2 separate regions of the Homo sapiens genome follow, and region 2 is linked to region 1. Evidence: chromatin loops called from intact Hi-C (ENCODE). Cell type or tissue: PC-3. All regions are shown on one strand. Links, peaks and the distances in the headings refer to the core of each region. The heading gives the core; the rest is flanking DNA.

Region 1 (10,476 bases), core at 1,264-9,263:
CACACTATACCACACTGAACTGTTAAATTCCTACAGTGTAGAAATAAACATAAAATACAGAAAAATACATAAAATAGCATAATACAGAAAATAGCATAAAAATATAATATGGAATATGTATTCCAATTATATAGATAAAAACTGCAAATTAACGTCAGAAATTAGATGGTTATACAGTATATATGGTGACCTTCATTGGTAGAAAATATAAAGTAATTCTTTTTTTTTTTTTTTTAATTTTTTATTTTTTGAGACGGAGTCTCGCTCTGTCACCCAGGCTGGAGTGCAGTGGCACGATCTCGGCTCACTGCAACCTCCGCCTCCCAGGTTCAACCGACTCTCCTGCCTCAGCTTCCCAAGTAGCTGGGACTACAGGTGTGTGCTACCACGCCCAGCTAATTTTTATATTATTAGTAGAGATGGGGTTTCACCATGTTGGTCTAGAACTCCTGGCTGGTCTAGAACTCCTGACCTCGTGATCTGCCCTCCTCAGCCTCCCAAAGTGCTGGGATTACAGGCATGAGCCACCGCGCCTGGCCACTGTTTTTATTATGGTTTTTTTGTTGTCATGAATAACCATATCCTTACCCCTCCAAAAAATGTTTTTATACTTTCTTAAAAGACATTTTAAAAATTGTAAATAAAATGTTTAAGATTTAAGTTTAAAGACTTCTGCATTAAAATATCACATTCATACAGAGTAGAAATAAATGTAATTTTTTGACAATGGAGAATAAAAGTATAATTTGTTTCAATTATGTTCCCGTGGCAGATTCCTAATTCTAGCCGATGACCTGTGTGCGTTAGCCATGTCACAGGATGGCAGTTCAGGGTGGAGACTCTGGGACCAGGCTGCCTGGGATTGAAGCCCATGCATGTATGGCTGTGTGACGTGGACAAGTCATTTAATATCTCTGCCCCAGCTTCCTCATTTGTAAAATAGGAGTAATACTAGGACTACCAACCTGATTCGCAGTTTAAAGGAGTTAATATATGGGGAGCTAGTTATTATTATGTCATTTGTTATTACATATTAGTTTCATTTAAAGTATTTTCTGACTTTATAAAGTATTATGGAATGAGAAAAATCATTCTCAGTCTTTTACTGTGGGTTTCAGGTTGAGGCCATCAAAAATTTCAAGGCCTAGATTTAATTACAATTATCTATTTGTGGTAGCTACTTTGAAAAACAAAATCAAAGTAGTTGAAGTCAATAAAACAATCCCTTGCTTTCAACTTCAGGTTTGGGGAGCAATGTGTGTGCATGTAAATGTGTTGTTCCCTTTGCTGGGGGGAAATTTTTACAGTGTTGGGTGTATTTTATTTTTATAGAAGTTATGTTCTCTGTGTTTTATGGCTTTGTTTGTTTGTTTTGTCAGTTTAATACCAGCTTTATTATTAAGAAGTATTTTTCTTATTCTTGTAACCACTTTGTAAAATACATCAGAAATTTTCTGTGTTTTCCTAAATCATGTGATTTCTTCTCATTCAGAACTGGAGCCCTGATTCAGTTGCCCCATCTGAACAACAATGTTCCCTTGATGTTCCCATCCCATTTACTGGATGGAGCTTTTTTTGTGAAAAGAGGCAACAGTAGTGTTAACTTAGAGTTGCTTTCTTGCTGTAATCAAGCGTGTTTGTTGGCAGACGAGCTCAGGAAAGGGACAAGCAGTGGCTGGAGCATGTGCAGCAGGAGGACGAGCATCAGAGACCAAGAAAACTCCACGAAGAGGAAAAACTGAAAAGGGAGGAGAGTGTCAAAAAGAAGGATGGCGAGGAAAAAGGCAAACAGGAAGCACAAGACAAGCTGGGTCGGCTTTTCCATCAACACCAAGAACCAGCTAAGCCAGCTGTCCAGGCACCCTGGTCCACTGCAGGTATTAGAAGCCAAAAATAATTATAGAAAATAAGTCATCTTCTCTCCCAGAGCCTCCTGAAAAATGCCCCTATCTCATCAGTACCTGTCTTGGCTACATTAACAGATGAGAACGTCAGTCTCTTATTTTGAGCATGGCCAGCTCTTCTTTCCCCAGGGTCATTTGAGATCTGTGTAATTCTCCCACCACCATGCCAGCCTCTGGCCCACGTTACACTGGCATCCACGAGTCCTCTACGGAGCTAACAAGTGGCGTGAAGTTCCAGTGGTCTTATATGCTGCAAAAGAACCTGCTGTTTCTCTGGTTTGTTATTTCCCTCCCTGGAATTTCTGAGCTGTTTCTGCAACAGAAAGTGGCACCTTTCACCCTTGCCTCCACTGATGGGGCATTCGCTGTCTTCGGTCTGCATTGCATAAAACTGCTTTTACTTTTTGAAAAATGTAAAAGCATAATTTGCCTTTTCTTTACTTCTCTTTTCTTTCTTCTCTTTCCTTTTCTTTTTTCTTTGAGACAGTGTCTCACTCTGTCGCCTAGGCTAGAGTGCAGTGGCACACTCATAGTTAAATGCAGCTTCAAACTCTTGGGTTCAAGCAATCCTCCTGTCTTAGCCTCTCAAGGAGCTGAGACTATAGGCATGCACCACCATGCCCAGCTAATTTTTTTTTTTTTTGTAGAGATGGGGGGTCTCACTTTGTTGTCCAGGTTGGTCTTGAACTCCTGGCCTCAGGCGATCCTCCCACCTTGGCCTTTCAGAGTACTGAAATTACAAGCATGAGCCACCATGCCTAGCCTAATTTGCCTTTTTTTTTTAAAAAAGGGATAAATGAAAGACTGAACAAAAAGATAAATGAAAGACCAATCTAATCGGAATAGCTAGAAAAAGCTATCCTTTATAATATCTGATGTGAGCTAGAATGTATTTAAGATTCTTGTGTGGTTGTGTGATTGTACAGTTTTGCAAATAATGTTCAGTGGAAGCAAGTCATTGCTTTTTCTTTGTGTGGTAAATTATACCAGTTTTGCTTGGTCATCCATGTGCTTCTTTAGTGCTTCAGTATACAGAAAGAAAAGAAAGAAAAAACACTTTCAAGCTATTCTGTAAAGGTTTACTGGTCCCCAGCTACATAGTGGGCAGAGATGGGCGTGAGGTATGGAGTTGCATTAGGCACCTACCTGCCTTCAGATGCATGCAGTCCAGGGGAAAGACTGGCAGGTCATCAGACCTACAGAGTAGCAACCATGTCATAGGAGGGGCAAATTAATTTTTTGATAGTTTTTTTTTTAATCTGAAAATAATTTCACCATTGATCTTAGGAAGTTAGTTTAAGTTCTTCATGCGTCCTCCTAGTATAAGATGAGGATTTATTTTTCCCCTTCAGTCAGTAGGAAATCTTGCATGTCATACAGTTCAAAATCATGTGGAGATAATACTTCCCCCTCGTTGCTTTTCAGATAAGATAGGTATATGTCAAAATACTTGTAGCTCTTGAGTAAAAATGCCCAAAGGTCTGTTACTAGTTTTTGCTAACCAGAATCCAAAATATCCTCCGCTCATGTGCATTTTTAAACATTTTATTTCATGTAAAATCTAAATTATTTTCATCTAGGTTTCATCCTTAGGCTAATTATTTCCCAAAGAAATGTAGAGGAAGAGTGTCTTCATCGGGGATTATCAGTATAACCAAAATCAGCACTTAGTTTTTATATGACCAGGTTAAAGAGCCTAAAACATCTGCATTTTCATGTTTCAGTATGGAAACTGGTGCCTCTGTTCCCTCCCAAACAAGTTGACTCCTTGGCTGATTCAGACTTTGGGTCATATCCTAACTGCTACATTGTACTCAACACACTGGGTAGGGAGGAGGGCGGGTATTGATGCTTTACAGATCTGCACTGCTGGAGCCCAAGGAAAGAGGCAGAGACAAGGGACCTTTAGGCAGCCTCGCCGCACCCAGGCTTGGAGTGACCTTTGTTTAGAGAGAGTCACTAATGAACTCTCTCATGGGTTTTTGTTGCTGACGTCAGATTTGGCTGTGCTTTGGCATTCAGTATGTGTTTCAGAAATTCCTTGAATGGAGGGAAATAGTTCAGAGGTTAAGATAGGCAATAGAGGAGAGGTTAGTTGTTTGGCTTGTTGTCATACATTTGTGTTCTCTGTAATTATTTATTTTTGTCCCCCCCACCTTTTTTTGTAAACAGAAAAAGGTCCACTTACCATTTCTGCACAGGAAAATGTAAAAGTGGTGTATTACCGGGCACTGTACCCCTTTGAATCCAGAAGCCATGATGAAATCACTATCCAGCCAGGAGACATAGTCATGGTAAGAAAGACTCCAGTGAGAGGGTCATTTCTGTTGAAGATTAGCCTCTGTCCTCTTTTTTTCACTTTATTCAACAATTGTGAGATTGTCAGTGAGTATGAAACCCAATAATCCAGCATCTAGATTTTTAAAGTATAAGCTCAATCTTCTTTCTTTTCTATTAAAATGAAAGATGGCATTTAAAAAAATGTATCCTAACATCATTTTAAAATTGAGTTGATAAAGACAGTGTGTTCTTATTTTTAAATCTATAAATGTCTGATAATTTCAGAGTTTAGATTACTACTTATATACTATGAGTATACATATATATGTAATACATATATTTTATATATGATGTATAGACAATATATATACTAGTGTGCGTGTGTATATATATGTGTATGTATAATATATACTAGTGTGCGTGTGTGTATATATGTACACATATATATACACACACAAAAGGATCCTCCAAGGTGGAAGGAGGCCAGGAGTCTTTAAGAAATAGTTATAAGTGCAAAACACTCTATCAAATCATTCTCATAATTGCAATAACTTTTGTATCTTTGCATCAAAGCATCTTTTTTCCCTTTAATTATGTGAACTTTTAATTATGTAAAAAGAGTAATGAATTATACAGTTAATCTGCTTTCCTACTTTGTAACAGAAAATAGTTTAGAATTTTGCTTTGTTATTGTTTCTTTCCTTGAACTAATAATCATTTTATGATGTGACTAAAACTATAGGAACCAGTTTAAGAAAGAAAATCAGACATGGTTGATCTAAATCATTTTCTAAAAGAAAATAGTAGTTCCTTGTTCTAGTTACTCTCTTTAGAGTCTTAGAAGTAGTCAACTCTGCATTACTCTTAACATTTTTTTTTTTTTTAAAGATAATTTAGATTTTTTTTTTGTTGTGGTTGACACAAGTTCTCACTCTGTTGCCCAGGCTGGAGTGCAGTGGTGTGATATTGGCTCACTGCAACCTCTGCCTCCCTGCAACCTCTGCCTCCCTGCAACCTCTGCCTCCCTGCAACCTCTGCCTCCCGGGCTCAAGCAAAGCGATTCTCCCACCTCATCCTCCCAACTAGCTGGAACCACAGGCGTGCACCACCATGCCCAGCTAATTTTTGTAATTTTTATAGAGATAGGGTTTCTCCGTGTTGCCCAGGCTGGTCTTGAATTGCCTGGGCTCAAACGATCCTCCCAGGTCAGCCTCCCAAAGTGCTGAAATTACAGGCATGAGCCACCATGCCTGGCCTAGAATTTGTAAAGAACTGTGAAAGTTAACAATTGAAACAAACATGTTTCTTACCCAAGGACTGTATGTCTTTGAAGTATAAAGGGTGGTGTACAGGTGATTTTACTATTACTCATGCATTCATCTTGCCATATACACATCATATCTGTGGATCTTTAATAGGCTAAAATACCTAGAAATAACAATATGTTTGGCACTTAGAGAAATGAATTCCTGTGTCCCCTTTTTTCCTAATAGCTGCTTTCTCTGTAATTACCATGGGCTAGAAGAAGCAAGGCCAAACATCCCAAATTATTTTTTCTTTTTTTTGAGACAGGGTCTCACTCTGTCACCTAGGCCAGAGTGCAGTGGCATGATCTTGGCTCACTGCAGTTTCCACCTCCCAGGCTCAAGTGATCCTCCTGCCTCAGCCTCCTGAGTAGCTCAGAGGCGTGTGCCACCACACCGAGCTAATTTTTATTTTTTTACATTTTGTAGAGACAGAGTCTCCCTATGTTGCCCAGGCTCCAGATCTTTAAAAGTTAAAATCACCTTAACAGTAGCAAAAACCTCTTCAAGTATACTCCATGGCTTCATTCAGCACACAGTTATTGACTGAAACATGCTGGGTGCCAGCCTTACTCATCCTTTACAGAAAGAACTGTTGGTTTGGGCATGCCACTCTGTACACACAAATGGTAACTTGAGCCAGCGGGGTGTGTTTCTGTCAGCTTTCCTCTGACTTCACCACCTGCTGTTTCCTACACCGTGGTTTCTGATAGCCTGAAGCTACTTTACTCATACTGCCTCATATTTGAAGTAGTGTATCCTGTAAAGCAGATTAATTGTAAAATATGTAAACACCATATAATAGGAATCTAAAATTTCTGAAAATACAATGTCACATCAGTGAGGACCTCATTACAATTTTTTTTTTAATGTTAAACAAACCAGCCTAATATTTTTGAAACTGGATTTTGTTGCAACACAAGGTGCAGAGAAGCAGCTCGCTCTCATCCTAAAGTAAGGGAATGTTATGAAATGTGATGATGAGGAAATGTTGCAGGTGATCTGTATCTTAATGAGAAAGTGTTGCTCTTTTTCGGGAACATATCTGGGCTTCACTTGTAATCCTAGGCCTGTTGAAACCTTTTCCTCGAATTGGCTAGTTAACCACCAGCTTGATGAGATGCGTAGAGTTTAGATATGCTGTAAGAATAAAGCATGTCATTAAACATATATTTTGCCTTGCTTTCAAACCTTTGCTTTCCTGGTGGAGGTTAAAGGGGAATGGGTAAGTGTTGCCTAACTGTCAGGAAGTCTGCATCTTATTCAATGTTTTGTCCTTTTAAGTCACTTGAATTCTGTGTAAGTACACGTATCTCTGGGTGTTGTTGCGGCAGTAAAAATGTGTTTGAGTCTGTGTAGTAGGTTGTGCTTTTTAAAAAAAAAGTAAGTCGTAAGTCTTCTCAGTTTGTGTACTGGGTTTCTTTTTGTTAGATTCCTTTTAAGGACTAACTTGAATGCTCTGTGTTTGGCAAGGGATTAGGTCAAGTCTCCATCTCAGGCCATAGACAAAAAGGAGTTCCAAGTAGATTAAACATAAAAGATAAAATTCTGGGAAAAAAATTTTTTTAAGCAGACTATTGGAATAATTTTCTGGCTAAGAAAGGCCTTTTGAAGCTATAAAAACCAGAAGTCGTTAAGAGGCAAAAATGGACAGTCAACAATATGCAAAAATTAAAATGTCTATGTTTCAAAATATATGAGACCAAGGGTTACATAAAGGGTTACCCCTGTTACATAAAGATTCCGAACAGTTCACTTTGAAAGACACCCACAAGCCTTAAACAATTGGCAGAGGGTGGGAAGGGACATTCACAGATGAAGTAAAAAGTCAGTTATTTAAAAAATACATGAAAAGATGCTTAGCTTCTTGGGTGATCAGAAAAATGCAAGTTATAAAACAAAATAGCATTGTTCCTCTGTCAAATGAGCAAGTTTAAAAGTCTGGTAATATCCAGCTTTGTCAAGAGTATAGGACAGTGGATATAATATACATTGTTAGCATGGTTGTATAAATTGGTTAAGCGATTTGGAAGGCAATTTGGCAGTGCCTGTTTAGATTTAAAATTCTCGTTCCCTCTGCCCCAGAAATTCTATTTTTCTCCTTCCTCTCATTCTTCTCCTTCCTCTTTTGGGCACATGCACAAATATGTGTGTACATGGATGTTCACTGCAGTGGTGTTGGTAAAAGCAAATAAACAGCCCAATGTCCATCAGTAAAGGGATGGCTTAAATAAATTATGATACAGCTAAAAAATACAATGAAGATTAAAACTTATGTAGATCACATATACACATAAGATTTCCATCAAAAAAGCAGAATATGTGCAGCATAATTGCATTTTGGTTCGAAATAAAACTATATATGTATTCATGTGTTTATGTATAGTTAACAGTTTTGAAATATATATATCAAACTGTTAACAATGGTTACCACTGGGCAGTAAAGAAGGGGCTTTCGTGTTGAATTTTATAGACTTCTATGTTATTTTCATTTTTATAAATGTATCTAATTTGTAATTTTTAATAAAACAAAATAAATTCAAGGACAAGTATATTAGAGAGTATCTACTCAGGACTGTAATAATGTTTATTATATCTCAGACCTCCCAAATATGTAATGAAATGTAGAATGTACTACTAGGCATAATTCGTTGGCTTGCAGAAGGGACAGCAGTGTTTCGATTTTGTACTACAAAATGCATTGTGATACTCCAGGTGCCATTCAGCTGTGTTATCTTTGTGAGGATAACAGTCAATGCAAAAAGATAGATATTGACATCTAATAGCAACAGGTTTGTATTTTTTTAATTTCATGAATTTTGCAGTTAACAAATGATGAGCATGAGACATGTAGTACAACATTACTGTCAGTCTCCCTAGGTTGAAAAATCCGGGGTTCACTTATACTTTTGTGGGCACAGTCATCAGATTCTCAGATTCCTCAAACGTCTTTGGGACATAGCTTACTATAATATGTTCGATTTTTAGAAGTCTAACATTGTGACAGTGTTTTTTAATGTAGGCAGTCTTAGCCTTAAAAATATTTTGTTTTTAGAAAAACTTAGCCTGGTTTTATCCAAAACTATAATTTTTCATGTTTAACAAAAATTTAATGTGGTACCTTGTATATAGCACTATTCTCAGCACTGTAGATAATAGAAAATTATCAAGTCTGCCATTCATATGTTTAAAATCTTTTTAGAAAAATCTAGAGAAACACATGAAAAGGCCAACATGTGATGAAGTTCTCAATAAACATTCACTAACTCTGCTAGGAATTTAAAAGAGGAGAGGAATCAGTGTAAAGTGATGTGCTCAGGGAAGACCAAATGCTTTCAATTGAGTCTGACCTTGATGGCTAAGGCTTAGATGCGTAGAAAATACATGGCCTCTCTTGATCTGGAACTCCCAATACTTGGAGGGTGAATTAAATCAAATTTGACATCCGTAACATGTTAGTAGAACATAAGAAATGAGAAGACCTATGCTCACTGCTGTTTTGTTGAAGTTTATCTTGAGAACACAGGCTGAGTGTCTAAATCAGTACAATCTTTTGGCTTTCATGGGCCACATTGCAAGAATTGTCTTAGGCTGCACATAAAATACACTAACACTAATAATAGCTGATGAACTTCAAAAAAAAGCTTGCAAAAAAAACTCATAATGTTTTAAGAAAGCTTACGAATTTGTGTTGGGCCTCATTAAAAGCTGTCCTGGGCCACATGCAGCCAGTGGGTTGCGGGTTGGACAAGCTTGGTTTAAATGCTTATCCTTGGACTGGTACAGGCCTGAATGCATCCAGATTGCTGAGGGAGCTTCCAAAAAATAACCATGCCAGGGCTCATCCCCAGAGATTCTGAGAACTCTACTGCATATACAGCCTTCAGAAGTCTGACCAGGTGGTTCTGTTAGGTAGTCAATTTCAGGAACCGCTGATCTAACCTAATCTCTTTTTCACGTCAGGACTAATCCTAAATCATTTCTAGAAAATATCCTCTTAAAAATATCCAAAGAAGAATGGACTTCTTTAGTAGTTATCAGTCATTAGCCAGTCAGTTCATTCTGGAAATTGTTTGTCTTAGTGTTACTCTTATAACAATTTTTAACTCATTCTTTTCCTTTTCTTCTCCTGACAGACATTTTTTTAAATGTAGCCAACAATACCTTTTTCCTCTACCTTCCATAGATTTCCATAGATTAAACATCAGAAAGTATCTCATTTAGTAACAACTGGCCATAATATCACTGCAGTTTTGAGGGACCAGTATACACGATTACAGGGTTGGCTCAAATCTGGCCCAATCACTGCCTGTTTTATAATAAAGTTTTATTGGAACACAGCCAGGCTCCTTCATTCACATATTGTGTGCTACAGTGGCGGATTTGAGTAGTTGCAACAGAGGTGAAATTTGCCAGCCTCCAGGTTGGAGCTTTAGAAAGAGTTTTTTTGTTTGTTTATTTTTTGTTTTTGAGACGGAGTCTCTCTCTGTCGCCCAGGCTGGAGTGCAGTGGCGCGATCTCGGTTCCCTGCAAGCTCCGCCTCCCGGGTTCACGCCATTCTCCTGCCTCAGCCTCCCGAGTAGCTAGGACTACAGGCACCCGCCACCACGCCCGGCTAATTTTTTTGTATTTTTAGTAGAGATGGGGTTTCACCGTGTTAGCCAGGATGGTCTCAATCTCCTGACCTCAGAAAGAGTTTTAAGGCCGGGCGCGGTGGCTCACGCCTGTAATCCCAGCACTTTGGGAGGCCGATGTGGGCGGATCACAAGGTCAGGAGATTGAGACCATCCTGGCTAACACGGTGAAACCCCGTCTCTACTAAAAATACAAAAAAAAAAAAAATTAGCCGGGCATAGTGGCGGGCGCCTGTAGTCCCAGCTACTCGGGAGGCTGAGGCAGGAGAATGGCATGAACCCGGGAGGCGGAGCTTGCAGTGAGCCGAGATCGCGCCACTGCACTCCAGCCTGGGCAACAGAGTGAGAATCCTT
Region 2 (10,476 bases), core at 820-8,819, 140 kb before region 1:
TCTTTTTTTCTAACCCTGCATCGTGTAATGATGATGTTCTGATAGGTGATTTTGTCTTTGTGCAAACATCATAAAGTGTATGGTTGACCTTTGAACAAGGGAGGGATTAGGGGTGTTGGTCCCCAACACAGGCAAATCCACATATAAGCAGGGCTCCGTGGCCCTTGCCTGTAATCCCAGCACTTTGGGAGGCCAAAGTGAGAAGGTTGCTCGAGACCAGGAGTTTGAGACCATCCAAGCAACAAAGTGAGACTCCCATCTCTACAAAAATTTTAAAAATCAGCTGGGCATGGTGGTGTACTCTTGTAGTCCCAGCTACTAGGGAGGCTGAGGCAGGAGGATTGCTTGAGCCCAGGAATTTGAGGTTACAGTGACCTGTGGTTGTGCCAGTGCACTCCAGCCTGAGCGACAGAGCCAGATTCTGTTTTTAAAAAAAATCATATAACCTTTTTGACTCCCCCAAAACGTAACTACTAATGACCTATTGTTGACCAGAAGCCTTACTGATAACATAGTCCATGAACGCATACTTTGTATGCTATATGTATGATATATTCTATTCTTACAATAAACTAGAGAAAGGAAAATAGTATTAAGAAAATTATAAGGAAGATAAAATATATTTACTATTCATTAAGTGGAAGTGGGTCATCATAACATTCTTCATCCTCATTGTCTTCACGTTGAGTAGGCTGAGGAGGAGGAAGAAGGGTTGGTCTTACTGTCTCAGGGGTGACAAAGGTAGAAGAAAATCTGAATATGAGTGGACCCACACAGTTAAAACTCATGTTATTCAAGGGTCAACTACTTATACAAACCGAGGTGGTATAGCCTACTATACACCTAGGTTATATGTATAGCCTATTTTGCTCCTTGGTTACAAACCCCTACAGCCTGTTACTATACTGAATACTGTAGGCAGCTGTAACACAAGTATTTACAGTGGTATTTGTGTATCGAGACATATCTAAACATAGAAAAGGCACGGTAAAAATATGCTGTTACAATCTTACGGGACCACGATTGTATGTGCAGTTCATCATTGACTCAAATGTTACTGGCTGCATGACTGTACCTACTGGATCCATTGGGCGCTTAAAACTTCAATACATCTAGAGCATTGCTCACCTGCCACCTTTCTTCTGACCAACCTCTTCCTCTGTCTGTATATCCCATCTTGGTGAATGATACTATTATCTATCCTTTTGTTCATTGTTTCAGCAGTTATTTATTGATTACTTACTGTGTGTCAGATAGTCTGTGGTATAATTTTATATCATTTTGTTCCTGATTCCTAGCACATAGCTTCCAAAATCTTTGGAATTTCCTGAGTGGTGGGAGTGTCTTCTTATTCATAATGAGTCCTTTTGGATCTTATCTGAGTTCATGCTAATGAACTGGCTCCTGGGGATGAGGGGCTGGACACCCTCAGAATTGGGGGTGGTCCGGAGGAAGCAGTCAGGAAACTGCAGGATTGGAGGGTTGGAACTTTCAGCCCTCCGCCACCACCAGCTCCAGGGAAGAGAGAGGGACTGGAAATTGAGTTCAGTCACGTGGTCAGTGATCTACTTAATCATGCCTATGCAATGAAATTGCAAACGAAAGCCCTGGAACTGTGAGGTTCGGAGAGCTGGGTTGGTGAACCCATGATGTGCAGAAAGGTGAGTGCCTATATTGCACAGAGGAGGAGAGGGCATGGAAGCTCTGTACTTCCTCTCCCCCATGCTTTGTGCAGTGAGTCTCTTCCATTTGGCTGTTCCTGAGTTGCACAGAGCTTTTCCATGTTCGGTGAGTTGTTCTAGTCAATTACTTAACTTGAAGTGGAGTTAGGGGAACCCCTAAATTTGTAGTCAGCCTGGCAGAAGTGCAAGACTTGAGGCTGGCATCTGAAGTGGGGAAGTCTTATGGGACCAAGCCCTTGATTTGGGGAGTCTGCACTAACTCCGGTAGTGTCAGAATTGAAATGAATGGTAGGACACCCAGTTAGTGTTGGAGAACATTTTTTAGAACTCAGTCTGCCTATAGTATTTTTGAATACTGTGTCTATACACAGTATAGACTTAGTACCTGCCCTTAAGCTAGATAGGTGAACAAGCAATTATAATTTAGCTTTGTAAGCTATTCATGGACTAAGTCAGCAGCCTGTACTTTTTTTTTTTTTTTTTTTTTTTTTGAGATAAAATCTTGCTGTGTCACCCAGGCTGGAGTGCAGTGAGATGATCATTGATCATGGCTAACTGCAGCCTCAACCTCCCAGGCTCAGGCAATCCTCTCACCTCAGCCTCCCGAGTGGCTAGGACCACAGTTGTACACCACCACACCTGGCTAATTTAAAAAAAAATTTTTGTAGAGATGGGATCTCACTGGTCTCAAACTCCTAGGCTCAAGCAGCCCTCCCACCTCAGCCTCCCAAAGTGCTGGGATTAGAGGTGTGAGCCACTGCACCCAGCCTGGATTCTATCTGATGCTGAAGTCGGTGGCTTGATTCTGTCAATTCAGCCTCTGAAAGGTCGTTTGAATTCACCCTTTCTAGCCCCACTGCTCTGGTCTTAGTCCAGGCCTTTATATATTTTTTCACTTTACTACTTTGCTCTTAATGGTTGCTGCTTCCTGACTCGTCTGGCTTCTCTGTTCCACTTCATTTTACACTCACATGTTGCCAAAATAATCTTTGTTATGTGCTGCTCCCACAATAAGATCTTTCCCCGTGCTTTTATCTCCTAAGGTGGTGGACCTCAAGCCTTTTGGTATCAAAACCCTTGTGTCCTCTTAAGTGATTGAGGTCCCCAAGGAACTTTTCTTCATGTGGATTTTTGTCTTATCATTGTCTGCCAGATTAGAAATTAAAACCAAGAAATTTACACTTAAAATAGCTGTAATAAACCTATTACATGTTAACATAAATAACATTTTTATGAAAACTGTTCACAAAACAAAAAAATTTAGTGAAAAGTGGCCTTGTTTTACATTTTTTGCAGATCTCTTTCATGCCTCACTGAATAAAAAGATGGCTGAATTCCATAACTGCTCCTGTAGTCAGTTTGTTGTGAAACGTTGTTTTGGTTGAAATAGTTGAAGAAAATCTGGCCTTATACAGATATGTAGTTGGAAAGAACAGGAGTCTTTTAGTGGCATTTCCAGAAAATTGTGGTTATTTTGTGATACTGTACCAAAACTTGACACTGGGTAGTTTCTTAAGGATTGGTTGCAGTGTAGAATCTGAAGTCATATAAGTGAACTTTTTATCCTCTGTTACAATAAAATCTGTTGATCCATCCTATACTTTGAATGGCTATTTTACCCCTGTTTGATTTGACCAATACATACAACATCATGTATTGGTCATTTGGAAAATACTGGGTCACTGAGTTATGTAAATCTTACAAATGTTGACACATTTCATTAAACAATATCACAAAATCGTGTTTGTTATCACCACCCATCTTATTAGAAAATTCTTTAAATGTTGAGAAGCAGTCTAGCTCATAATGGCAGATACAAGTTTTCCAAAATTCTAATTTTCACCCCAAATTCAAATTTTATCATGAACAGCAAGTACTGTCAGTTGTTTTTCTTGCAGCATCAGGCTTGCTTTATTTTTGAGAAACTGTGCCAGATACCCAAATCTGAATAATCATAGTTTTTTTTGGTTGTTGTTTTGCCAAATAAAAATCGAGTTCCTGTAAAAAAAAAATGGCTAGTTTAGCTCACAACTCAAATGATTGCACAGTGATTTTCTTGGACATTGTTGTTTGGTGTAGCACATAAATGCTTTGAGTATCTAGTCATACAAGCATTAAGCATGTGTACTCAAGGGCTGAGATTTAATAAAGTAATAATTTTTCATGATTCATCAAAGACATCCTGTTGTAAAACTGACTTTTTTTTTTTTATGTGAGTGTTTGGCAGTGAAGAATCCAGTGACCACACTGGTACAGTTTGGTGCCACTGCTAAGGTGGGAGCAGTTTTACCCACCATTGTTTTTGTATCAGTGTAAATAAAATCACAGTGAAAAGAGCAGGTCTTGCCTGAGTACCATCATGATGATATGGTTTGGCTGTGTCCCCACCCAAATCTCATCTTGAAATGTAGCTCCCATAATTCCCATGCGTTATGGGAGGGACCTGATGGGAGATAACTGAATCATGGGGGCAGTTCCCCCATACTGTTCTTGTGGTAGTGAGTGAGTCTTAGGAGATCTGATGGTTTTCTAAGGGGTTTCCCCTTTCATTTGGCTCTCATTTCTCTCTTGTGACCGCCATGTGAGACATACCTTTTGCCTTCCACCATGATTATGAGGCCTCCCCAGCCACCTGTAACTGTGAGTCCATTAAACCTCTTTTTCTTTATAAATTACCCAGTCTCGGTGAAAATGAACTAATACACGTAAGAATTTTGACCATCTGAACCCCCATGAAAGGGTCTTAGGACTCCCAGGGATCCACAGACCACAAGAGAATTGCTGCCTTGTAGGATAAAATCTAAACCTTCACTCACAGTTTAGAGTGCATTATGCTGTATCCCTGTTGACCTTCCCCTTTTCCTCTTCTATTTCTCTTCCATCTGGATCTCACCATAGAATGTTCTTTTGTCACTTTAGCTTTACAGTTTATTTCCCTTCTGCCTCCCCCTATCTGTCCCTTATCCTTTAGGCCTAACTGGGTGTTACTGAAGTGAAAATACCCGTACCTGCCGCAGCTATGAGTCATTTTCCCTTTGATTTCCAGCACTGAACTTTTGGCTCTACCTCTTTCCATCTATTTTCTAGGGACCTCTGATTTAAAGTTCCGAATTTACAAATCCCATCATAACAGGAAAGCATTTTACATCCCTCTTGTGACTTAAACTTAATTTATACTAATATTTTTCATTTTGAACCTTCTTATACCTAATTAAATGAAACATTTGAGCAAATAGGTGATGGGGTATTGCCTTTTTTGGGGTCTTCTGTTCTGTCAGAAATGGTATTATAGTTAGGTCTAGCCCAGGGAAAAAACTGATTTCCTTTAACAGTTATTTGAATGATACCCATTTTCCTAATCAGGAAGGTTTCTTGGTATTATCTAGGTACTGGGTTTTATGCTGCCAAGTTCATCAGTTAAATGGCCTTTAGATAAAGGACAGGTTGGAGTTGTGCTCAGCTCATATAAAATGTGCTTTAGAAGGACTTCTGGTATTATCTGACCCACACTGCCCCTCATGTCACACATGTTTCTGCACGTACACAGGATGAGTACTGAGTACCCTTCATGTTTCAGGGATTCTGCAGGTCTTTCACATATGCCATCTAAAATTTGTTTTTCACAATTTTGTGAACTAGATGACAAGATCCTTGTGTTACAGATGAGGACCTCGAATTTGCTGCCATTTGTGTAATGAAAATATAAATGGCATAGTGAGTAGCTGAACTTAAATAAAAAATCATTGACTTACCACATAAATAATAGTATTATAACATTATAAAACAAGATTTGGTATAAATGAGCTTTCATCAGTATAGACACATCTCAGGCATTAGTCTACCTTGCCTAGAAGGAGCAGGAATTATTTATTGAGCACTGTTTTGGATATATACTGAAGTTCCCTCAAATTCTAATGTCTCATAACTCTTCAGGCAGTTATAGTAATTGCTGGATATACCAGGAAGTTATGCCTGTAATTACTGCTCAGAAATGAAATATGTAAACTCTAGCATTATATTCATACTGGTTTTATTATGAGATATATTACCTTTTAGATTTCTTATAAGATCTATTTTTTAGATTTAGCTTACAAAGCCATTAACTGTTATAAAATTATACTGTAAATTATAAGCTTTAGTTAGATGGGCCGTTAGGCATAGCTTTGCTGGCAACTGTAACCTTTTATGATTGCAGTCAAAATGTAATCCAGATGCTCTTCGTAATAGACCATTGAGTCAGAATATCCTGAATATTGTTTTGCAGGTTCAAAATGTTGGAAGAGATCTGAATCAGGATGATAAAATGACATTCACCCATCTGATTTTGGGCTTACTTCTTTGTGACATACCTAACCTGGTGATTAAATTCTTTTTTTTTTTGAGATGGAGTTTTGCTGTTGTTGCCCAGGCTGGAGTGCAATGGCACGATCTCGGCTTACCGCAACCTCCACCTCCCAGGTTCAAGCAATTCTCCTGCCTCAGCCTCCCGAGTAGCTGGGATTGCAGGCATGCATCACCACGCCTGGCTAATTTTTTGTATTTTTAGTAGAGACGGGGTTTCTCCGTGTTGAGGCTGGTCTCGAACTCCTGACGTCAGGTGATCCGCCCACCTCGGCCTCCCAAAGTGCTAGGATTACGGGCGTGAGCCACCACACCCGGCCTCTGATGATTAAATTCTAAAACCAAGAGTTATTTAAAAGATTTTGTAGACAGTGGGGGTTGGAACTTGAAAGTGACCCATCAGCTATGTAGCTACTAGCATTTTCCTAAAAAGTCCTCAGTGAGGCAGCTGGACAAGGTTGAGAGGCAGGCAGCATAGCCAAGGGATTCTGGAGCCAAGCTGCTCAGCTACTGTCTTAGCCCACTTCGTGTTGCTGTAATAGAATATCTGAGGCTGGGTAATTTATAAAGAAAAAGGTTTATTTGGCTCACAATTCTGATGGCTAGGAAGGTCAAGTTAGAGCATCCGGTGAGGTCCTCAGGTTGCTTTCACTCAGTGTGGACTCCTGAATGTGATGTGGATGTGAAGAAACTGGAATCCTCATACATTGTTGGTGTGAATGTAGCTTGGTGCCGCTGCTGTGCTAAGGGGAGCTAGAGAGTGCAGAGGTCACATGGTGAGAGAGGTAGTAGGAGCGGGATGGGAAGGGGCCAGGTTGTTAACAGCCAGCTCATGTGAGAACTAAGAGTGAGAACTCACTCACTCTTGGGGAGGGCCTTAATCTATTCATGAAGGATCCACCCCATGACCTGAAAACACCTCCCACTAAGCCCCACCTCCCTACACTGCCACAGTGGGGACCAAATTTCAACCTGAGATTTGGTGGGGACACATAGCAGTTACTAGCTGTGTAACCATAAGCAAGCTATTTAACTTTTCTGTGCCTCAGTTTCCTCATCTGTAGAATGAGGTCGATCACAGTTCCTGTCTCATAAGATTGTTGTGAGGATGTTAAAACAGCGCAGTGCCTCACTAAATAGTAAACACTGTATAAGAAATGATTGTTATTATTCTTATCACCTGTGATCCAAGCCTGGAATTTATAATTTAAGATACGAATGAAGTTATTATATGTAGTTTTGTTACCAGTTGATTATATGACCTCTCTTAATTTCTCAGTTGCTCTTTCCATCATCTGGAAGCTTCGCCATTTGTTTTAACCTTTGAAGAGATGAGAGGAAAAGATGCATGATAGGCTTAAATTGCTCTCATCTACTTATAAAAAATAATTAGACATAACGTGGCCAGGCGCAGTGGCTCACTACTGTAATCCCAGCACTTTGGGAGGCCGAGGTGGGTGGATCACGAGGTCAGGAGTTCGAGACCAGCCTGGCCAACATGGTGAAACCCCGTGTCTACTAAAAATACAAAAATTAGCTGGGCGTGGTGGCGGGTGCTTGTAATCCCAGCTACTCGGGAGGCTGAGGCAGGAGAATCGCTTGAACCTGGGAGGTGGAGGTTGCAGTGAGCCAAGGCCGCACCATTGCACTCTAGCCTGGGTGACAGAATGAGACTCTGTCTCAAAAAAAAAGAAAAAAATAGACATAATGCAAGATAACGTCATTAAAAAGTGGGCAAAGACCTGAGTAGGCATTTTTCCAAAGAAGATATCCAAATGGTCAACCAGTACATGAACAGATAGATGCTCAAAATTGTTAGTCATTAGGGAAATGGAAATCAAAACTATGAGAATACCACTTTACAACCATTAGTATGGCTATCATTTTTTTTTAAAAAGGAAAATAACAAGTATTGGTAAGGATGTGAAGAAACTGGAATCCTCATATATTGCTGGTGTGAATGTAGCATGGTGCCACAGCTGTGTAAAATAATTTTTCAGCTCCTCAATTAGATAGATACAGAGTTATATGGCTTAGCAATTCCATTCCTAGCTATATACCAAAAGAAAACAGGTGTTCAAACAAAAACTTGTACATAATATTCATAGCAGCATTATTTACCATAGCCAAAAGGTGGAAACAACCCAAATGTCCATCAACTTTTGTGCATCAGTGGACAATGTGGCATATTCATATAATGGGATATGATTCAGCTATAAAAAGAAACGAATGATATATGGTACAGTATAAACGTACCTTGAAAGCATGTAGAATAAACATGAAAACATGTATAACATAGATGTACCTTGAAAACATGCTAAGTGAAAGAAGGCAATATACTGTATGGTTCCTTTTTTTTTTTTTTTGAGAGGGAGTCTCGCTCTGTTGCCCAGGCTGAAGTGCAGTGGCATGATCTCAGCTCACTGCAACCTCTGCCTCCCAGGTTCAAGCTATTCTCGTGCCTGAGCCTCCTGAGTAGCTGGGATTACAGGTGCCCACTGTCGTGCCCAGCTAATTCTTTTGCATTTTTAGTAGAGACAGGGTTTCACCATGTTGGTCAGGCTGGTTTTGAACTCCTGACCTCAAGTGATCCACCTGCCTTGGACTTCCAAAGTGCTGGGATTACAGGTTTGAGCCACTGCACCTGGCCTGTATGGTTCCATTTATATGAAATACCCAGAATAGGCAAATCTGTGGAGACAGAAAGCAGATGAGTAGCTGGGGCAGAGCATAGGATTTCTATTTGGGGTGATGAAAATGTTCTGGAACTAGATACTGGTGGTGGTTGCACAACTTCATGATTGTCTGAGATGTCACTGAATTGCATACTTTAAAATCAGTTCAACAGTAAATTTTATGTTATTTGTATGATGCTGCAATTTAAAAAAAATAAATATTTCGACATGACGTTTTTTCCAAGTTTACCTTAGTTGTAATTTTGCCAAAATACTTTCTTAAACCATTTTATTGTAATTTTAGGCTAAGATCATTTGCACTTTATATATAGTTGAATGAAATATATCGTAGTTGTTTTATTCTCTTGTAAATCTAGAAAAGATGAAAAATGAAAGCCATGAGAGTTTTAAGTATGTCTTTGCCTTGTGCAGATATTCTCAAAGGGTATTGTGGAGCCCTTGGGGCTCCTTATGACCTTTTCAAAGGGTCTGCAGGTTCAGGTTATTTTCATAGTAATTGTTGAGAGTTATTTGCTTTTCAAATTTTTATTTATTTATTTATTTAGAGACGGGGCTTTGCTCTGTCCCCAGCCTGCAGTGCAGTGGTGCAATGACAGCTCACTGCAGCCTCGACTTCTGGGCACAAGTGATCCTCCTGCCTCTCAGCCTCCCAACTGGGACTGCAGGGAGGCATTGTTTTACATTTACATGCCACCATGCCCGCTAGTTTTTTTATTTTTCATAGAGATGGGGTTTTGCCACATGTTGCCCAGGCTGATCTTGAACTCCTGGGCTTAAGTGATCCACCCCCATCTCGGCCTCCCAAATTCTGAGATTACAGAATTTGTAAGCATAAGCCACCACACCCAGCCTATTTGCTTTTTTTTTTTTTAAACTCTTTTTCTCCACAGGTGTAAAGTGTAGTTTTCCAAACGCTCTATAATATATGATGGTGTAGTCTCTTTGTTGGCTAATGGTCTATGTACTTGTATATGTCTGGATTTTTTTGTTTTTTTTTTACAATTCTCTAAGGTAAGCTCTTTGTGATCCTCAATAATTTTTAAGTGTATAAAAGAGTCCTGAGGCCAAAAAGTTTGAGAACAAAATGTCTTGGTAAAAAATGTATGTGCCAATAATGAAAAAGCATATACGAACTACTTGTATTATATATTTTTGAAAACAGAAGGAAAATAAATTGTAAGCCAAATGACTCTTTTGGCTGCTTAGCTTTTATCATCTTTACTGCTTCAGAGGTTACTAGATTTGGAACCAAAGTGTACTTTTTGGGATGCGGTAGGTTTCTGGTTTTAAAAAAGGATGTCTGGTATTGATTAAATCTATAGTTTTGAACTTTCTAATCCAGCAGCTCTGTGGAGTAGGTACTGATACTTGGATTTTATAACCAGGGCACAAAATGGTTAAGTAACTTATCTGTGGTCCGACGGCTAGTAAGTGGCAGGTCTGGTGTTTGGATCCATGAAGTCTGTTTCCTGAGTCTGCACTGTTCACAGTATGCGATCTATGTAATACCGCTCCTTATGTACATTGTATAATAATAGCTCCCTGGGAATGTATGTGTGAAGTTCCCATTTGGAAGGCTGGCATCGTAGTACTGCACTGATAGTGGTGGCAGTGATTGTGAGGTGGGTTGGGTTCTGGTGCCTATGGCAGGGGCTCCAGCAAGCAGATGGTTAGAAGACAGATAGGGAGCAAGGATAGGAGGATGGGCTGCTATAGGGGCCAGACCTCCTGCCCAGGATATTTCTGGTCCAGTTCGA

What was found. Peaks named below come from ENCODE experiments on the same cell type or tissue, not always from the same donor. Only the 100,000 strongest peaks of a DNase experiment are listed, where the experiment ranks them.
Region 2: a loop joins it to region 1, with 9 times the contacts of the local background. A loop is called at or near these places in 3 of 110 quality-filtered maps.

The regions. Positions count from the first base shown.
Region 1 is chr21:33,795,732-33,806,207 of GRCh38, forward strand. ITSN1 (intersectin 1) reads left to right here. Exons shown (of 40, transcript NM_003024.3): 18 at 1,648-1,877; 19 at 4,077-4,198; 20 at 6,699-6,713. Among named protein-coding and RNA genes, the nearest start is that of ATP5PO, 110 kb to the right of the region's middle. RefSeq lists an enhancer at 5,931-6,432. In PC-3, for the core only: no CTCF peak of the experiment used is centred there; a DNase peak (open chromatin) is centred at 6,120; H3K4me3 peaks cover 639 bases; H3K27ac peaks cover 1,856 bases.
Region 2 is chr21:33,657,558-33,668,033 of GRCh38, forward strand. The region is part of intron 1 of ITSN1 (intersectin 1); the gene reads left to right. Among named protein-coding and RNA genes, the nearest start is that of ITSN1, 20 kb to the left of the region's middle. In PC-3, for the core only: no CTCF peak of the experiment used is centred there; a DNase peak (open chromatin) is centred at 3,884.